Linked DNA regions of Homo sapiens: region 2 is linked to region 1. A link is a loop called in an ENCODE intact Hi-C map of the cell type or tissue named here. Cell type or tissue: PC-9. All regions are shown on one strand. Each heading gives the region's core, and the rest is flanking DNA. Links, peaks and the distances in the headings are about the cores only.

Region 1 (3,122 bases), core at 480-2,979:
CCACCTCTACTAAAAATACAAAAATTAGCTGGGCGTGGTGGCGTGCGCCTGTAATCCCAGCTGCTCTGGAGGCTAAGGCAGGAGAATCACTTGAACCCAGAAGGCAAAGGCTGCAGTGAGCAGAGATTGTGCCACTGCACTCCAGCCTGGGCAACAGAGCGAGACTCCATTTCAAAAAAAAGCCAACAACACTAACAAAAAGTCTTTGCTATATTTAGCACACCTGAAAATAGCTACTTGTATAAAAATAAGTTTACCATCTTTCAACATACCTGTCTTTGACCTGAATCTTAACAAAATGTTGATCACGCCAGACTTTGCTGAGTTTAAATTCACGAAATTGATTTTCAACATACAACGCAAGATTTTCATCTTTTTGAGATCCAGCCTCACGAGGGACATATGAATTTTCATTCAGCAGCCTGGAGGAGAAAATGCCTTTTAAATGAACTTAAGTTTACTTTAAAATAAACATTTAAGTCAAGGATTAAACAAATTGTTTTGAAAGCAAAATATTATCCCTCATAGTTCAGATAAATGAACTGTGACCCAAAACTTCTAGACTGACCAGAATATCACAAAAGAAAAAAAATTTTGCCCCAAATCTTGTAACTTCAAAGCTTCTTTACCCACTACAAAGCACTCCTTCAAGAGCCTCATCATAACACAATGTATCTGCTTAGGATAGTTTTAGGGGAAATGAGTAGCTTCCAGATCTACTATAAAATCTAAGATAGTAATACTGTGCTGAACAGAGTGCATAGTTTCAATTCTCACCTACTTGTGAAGCATCTGAATACCCTGAAGCAGAACTGCTCCTTGGTCCGATCTCCCATACTTCTTTCTATTTACTCAGCATATTAGTTCTTACATTTTTGTGGGGTGGACTATACTCTCACTTTAACCATAAGGTCTGGTGTACAGTAAATAAACACAAAAGCATCAACTAGATGAAGTAGAAAATGCCATAACTTAAGACTAAAGAATTATAGTACCACTGTAAGTGTAGGAAGCTTGCAAAAAGGAAAAGATAAATTTATTCTTTGCACAGAGGCATGTATGTGCAAAGATAGTAAAACTCTATGGACAAGTGTTACAGCTCTTTTAGAATTTGTCTAGCATGCTTTCTAGTTTTTGCCAGAAAGCCCATTACAAATAAAATAAATAAATAAATATAAAATAGAAATTTGGCCAGGTGCAGTGCCTCATCCTGTAATTCCAGCACTTTGGGAGCCAAGACAGGAGGATCATCTGAGGTCAGGAGTTAGACACCAGCCTGGCCAACATGGTGAAATCCCGTTTCTGCAAAAAAAAAAAAAAAAAAAAAAAACCCACAAAAATTAGCAGAGCATGGTGGTACAAGCCTGTGATCTCAGCTACTCAGGAGACTGAGGTAGGAGAATTGCTTAAACCTGGGAGACAGAGGTTGCACTGAGCTGAAATCGTGCCACTGCACTCCAGCCTGGGCAACACGTAAGACTCCATCTCAAAATAAATAAGTAAATAAATAAAAATCTAAGAACAGACCGGCCTGGGAGACATGGTGAGACTCCATCTCTTAAAAAAAAAAAAAAAAAAATTAGCTGGGTGTGGTGCTGCGTGCTTATAGTCCCAGCTACTCAGGAGGCTATGGTAGGGGGATGAAGCTGCGGTGAGATGAGAGCACGCCACCGTATTCCAGCCTCCACCAGAGGGAGACATTGTCTCTGGATACTGACTGGCCTAGGGGTTAATGGGTGAGTATCACAGAAATTAAGAAGCACTAGAGACTTAAGGCAGGCAGTTACCCATGATCAAGGAGATGAAAAAGGCTACTTCTGGCATGTGTTGCTTCCTAAAACAGAGAAAAGCTACTGATGTCCTTGTCAGCAAAGCAGAGCTTAGTACAACGTTACAAGAGGTTAAGAAGAAAAATCAGAGCCAGAGAATGACAGCAAGCAATAAGCTACAAAGATGGGGAAAACATCAAGGGCCTATTAATTTTTTAAGAAAAAGGAGACTCCCCAGAGAAGTTCTACCTTTTCCCCTACCAGTATAGTTTCAGTTTTTTACAGGCCCCTTCCCCTCTTTAGCTAAACATGACAAGTCTTGTCTTCTCTAACAAGCCATTCCCCACAGTGTCACCATTATTGTTTCCCCGTGGCCTATCATAATTCTTGAATTACTTGTCTAGATACTTGCACAGCAGCTGGCACTCACTTGATGGTGCCGGTGAAGTCTGTGCTGTCCAGTTTCTCCGACAACTTTCTCTTCAGGTCATCCCAATATAAGCGACGTGCTGCAGGGAAGTCCTCTCCTGGCTCCTCCCTCACTGGAGACTCGGTTCCTGCCAGTCTCTCACACTCAGTTTTTGGTTCTACCCCTTTACAATAGCCCAAGTAGCCAATCATAAATCCTAAAGAGACAAAGTTCCAGAGCTGAACTCAGAATTTCATTTGTAATCTATCCCTGTTAATCTGTTAATATTTTCAGGTAAGCCTTGAAAATACTGGTTTTCATCAAATTCTAAGTAGTTTTAAAGTATATAATGCATCTCAGTTTTGTATACTTTAAACCACTTAATAAATTATATACTAGCTTTATTTCAAATAGCTACCTATTCAAAACATAGGTAGTTTTTTCCAAAAGACCCCCTTGAAACATGAGACTGAGCTGCTGCACCGCCAGTGTCCTGCGGATATTTTCTAGCGTAGCATTTGCTTCCTGGTGGAGTGGGAGCAAACAAAAAAATACATAAATAAAAAGAAAACACTTGCACGTCGTATTGAAATAATTCATGGGTCTCTCTTTCCAACCAGATTAAATTCAATGACAGGTATAGAATCTACTCATGATTGTCTTCCTAGTGGCACTTAAAAAGGCATAAAGTGGACGGGAAAGTGGCTCATGCCTGTAATCCCAGCACTCTGGGAGGCTGAGGCGGGCAGATCACGAGGTCAGGAGTTAGAGACCAGCCTGACCAACATGGTGAAACCCCGTCTCTACTAAAAATACAAAAATTAGCCAGGTGTGGTGGTGCACGCCTGTAGTCCCAGCTCCTCAGGAGGCTGAGGCAGAAGAATCGCTTGAACCTGGGAGGCGGAGATTGCAGTGAGCCGAAATCACGCCACTGCACTCCAGCC
Region 2 (3,122 bases), core at 190-2,689, 450 kb after region 1:
CACTGCAACCTCTGCCTCCCAGGTTCAAGCAGGTCTCCTGCCTCAGCTCCCCTAGTAGCTGGGATTCCAGGTGTGTGCCACCACTATTACAGGAGTTATTAAAAAATTATTTTAGTCAGCTAGAAAGGGTAAAAGAGTCCTCAGTAATGCTTTTTATTTTAATAAAAAAGCAGCCCCCGCAAACATTTCTTTTCTAACAGAAAGTGGCTGGAAAAACCAGACCTGCAAGCATTGATTTGCAAGTCACAGGCTTACATATGTAAATGCTGGTGGCTAAGAGCCAGGTTCACCCAATATGGCAGTTCCTGCTGCTTTTTCTTTGTTGCCACATGTGCAGATATCATGGCAGCCAGCCAGGTAGAAGTAACATGTACAGGCATCATGGCAACCAGCCAGGTAGCTGCATTTGCATAATAAAAGGCTAGGGTGGGAGGGCCAGTTTTTTTGTGGGCTACGTGAATGCCACACCTGGTCAAACCAATCCCTTGGGCTCTATGCAAATCAGATGCCACCTCCTCAAGCCTCCTGACATAACCAACTGCTTTCTGCTAAAGGGGGTTATTCCATTTGGAGCCCTCCTCCCATTGTACAGGGGAGCTGTTCTCTTCCTTCTTGCCTACTAAACTTTCCACTCCTTAATCCACTCTACGTGTGTCTATGTTGCTAATTTTCTCGGCATGTGACAAAGGACCCTGGATGTTTCCCCAGACAATGGAGCCATATCACGATGCTCAGCTAGTTTTTGTATTTTTAGTAGAGACGGGGTTTCGCCATGTTGGCCAGGCTGGTCTCTAACTCCTGACCTCAAGTGATCCACCTGCCTCAGCCTCCCAAAGTGCTGGAGACAAAGGACCCTGGCACAAGACAAAGGACCCTGGGTGTTTCCCTAGACAACGTAGCCATGTCATTTTTGGGGGCTCATCCGGAATCCCAAGGTACAACATTCAATGGAGCAGTGAGTAGAGGAGCGGACTCAAAATCTGTCCTTTCATTCCAAGGCTCTTGGTCTCCATTTTAAAATCTAATCAAATCAATAACAAGCATCCATCAGCCAGTTAAAGACACGGTTAGTGTGGCTGCCATTCTTAGAGACTTGGATGTCAGGCTTACTGGGGAGAACATGGAGACCCCCCCAATACCCATGGGTCACTGGGCACGTTGGCCATGCTTCAAATCAGCTTCCTTTCAACAAGGAAACCTAACCATCCCGTGAGGCCAGGAAAAGTTCTTAAGCAATTGAGAATTTCTGGCCAGTGCACACCCTTGTGTTATTCAAATGCTTCTGGACTGGACTCAGCCTCCAATAGCCTGCCCAGGTGTTGGTAAAGGGTCCCCAGCTAGCCTGTTGCAAAATTTCCCTTCTTTTTCTATCTGCGATCACTATGTCTCTTATTTTCTCTGTGTGTCAAATGTGAGGGAATTTTTGCAGCCCAGGGAAGTAATCCTGTTGGGGAAGATCAGGAAATGCTGTAGTAACCATGGATGTAGTTCAGGATCTTGTGATCTTTTAGGAACAGAGGGCCTCCCCTTTCCCACACAGTGAGGTCACTCGCTACTAGTCCTCGTGCGAGCACGTGGTATATTTAAGCCAACAGCGCCACCTCGTGGAAATAGAAATCCCCTCTGTAAGACACGTTGGTCCACTGTAGCTTCCCAATTTTTCCATTTTGCAGCTTTCTTTATGCTGCTTCTGTGAATAGGAAAATTCTGCCCCAACAATTAGGAGTAAAATGTCCTCTGCAGCCAAATTTTAGTCCTGATACTGTCCCATCGGCAGGAAAATCGCCATTAGGTCCTTAAGTCCCTTTAAGGCACCTATTCTGTCTCCAATTAAAACAGTACTTAATTAGTAAGGGGATTTTAAGTCTGGAAGTTAACCTGAACCATTTTCTAAGGGTAAATGCCCTAGTGCGGGCCATAATAGTAGCCAATCCAGCACATTCCCTCCGTTAAAGAAGCCTTGCCTTTTACATAGTTTTTCCCAAGATCCATTTTCCAGGGAGGCACACAGATCACACAAGTCTAGGAAATAAAAGGGGAACCACATGCAGAGAACTAGGATAGCATGGGTAGGCATGACTAATCCCATCTTCTAGTTTCTCTGGTTCCATGGCTTGGAGAGTCACACCTACAACCACGGGCGGCACATTTAACAAGGTGCCAGGACCCAGGAACCAAGGAGGGAAAACAGTCGGGGGGGACGCTCCCACTGTCTTCTTCTCCACCCTGGGTCACACACCAAAAGGAAGGAGACTAAATGGATGGCTTTTTCTCACTTCTCTTTCTAGATGGGAAACAGACCATCTACGACCTGCACTCCTCTCAAGTGCATTCTAAAACGCTGGGACTTCTTCAACCTTGAGACTTTGAAGAAAAAGCACCTCATGTTATATTGCACAAGGGCATGGCCTTCTTACCATCCTGGGGACAGACAAACCCGCTGGAGGGAGCCTTGCTTTTAATATTATCCAAAAATTCGATCTTTTCTGCAGACAGAAGGGCAAATGGTCTGAGGTCCCCTATGTACAGGCTTTCTCTGCCCTGTGAGACAACCCAGATCTTTACAAGTTTTGTACAATGGACTCAGTTCTTTTAGCAGCCATGGCAGGCAAGCCCATAGGTAATAATTCCCCAGAGCTAAAGCAGATTCCAGAGGAGCAATCTGAGACAGCTATTGAATGTCCCAACCCTTCTAGTCCCCCTCATCCAGAACCCCCTCCAATCATGCCATCAGCTCCTCCAGCTCCACCATCTTCAATATCACCCACTTTGCCCACTTCGCTCTTACCTCTGCAGGAAATGCCTGATGGAAATGGTGCTATGAAGCTTCATGTTCCCTTCTCATTACAGGATCTTAAGCAAATAAAGGGAGACAAGCCGATTTTCTGACGACCCCGATAGATATATAGAAACTTTCCAAAATTTAACTCAGGTGTTTGATCTCACGTGTTGCTCCTAAGTCAGACTCTCACCGCTGCTGAAAAGCAGGCAGTTCTTCAGGCAGCAGAAAAATATGGAGATGTGTGGGTGAAGGATTACCTAGGTGCTGAGACAAGAGACTGAAGGCACAAACTGTTTCAGTATAATAAAGAAAATAGTTAGAATAAGAATAGTTATAATAC

What was found. Peaks named below come from ENCODE experiments on the same cell type or tissue, not always from the same donor. Only the 100,000 strongest peaks of a DNase experiment are listed, where the experiment ranks them.
Region 2: a loop joins it to region 1, with 14 times the contacts of the local background. A loop is called at or near these places in 33 of 110 quality-filtered maps.

The regions. Positions count from the first base shown.
Region 1 is chr3:196,071,731-196,074,852 of GRCh38, forward strand. TFRC (transferrin receptor) reads right to left here. Exons shown (of 19, transcript NM_001128148.3): 4 at 2,200-2,395; 5 at 273-422. It also overlaps the pseudogene RNU7-18P. Among named protein-coding and RNA genes, the nearest start is that of TFRC, 8.8 kb to the right of the region's middle. RefSeq lists a silencer at 1,563-1,612. In PC-9, for the core only: CTCF peaks have their summits at 1,655 (motif pointing right) and 1,855; a DNase peak (open chromatin) is centred at 1,729; H3K27ac peaks cover 991 bases.
Region 2 is chr3:196,517,743-196,520,864 of GRCh38, forward strand. It overlaps a transcript of SMCO1 not described here. Among named protein-coding and RNA genes, the nearest start is that of SMCO1, 4.0 kb to the left of the region's middle. In PC-9, for the core only: CTCF peaks have their summits at 1,598 (motif pointing left) and 1,800; DNase peaks (open chromatin) are centred at 329 and 1,589.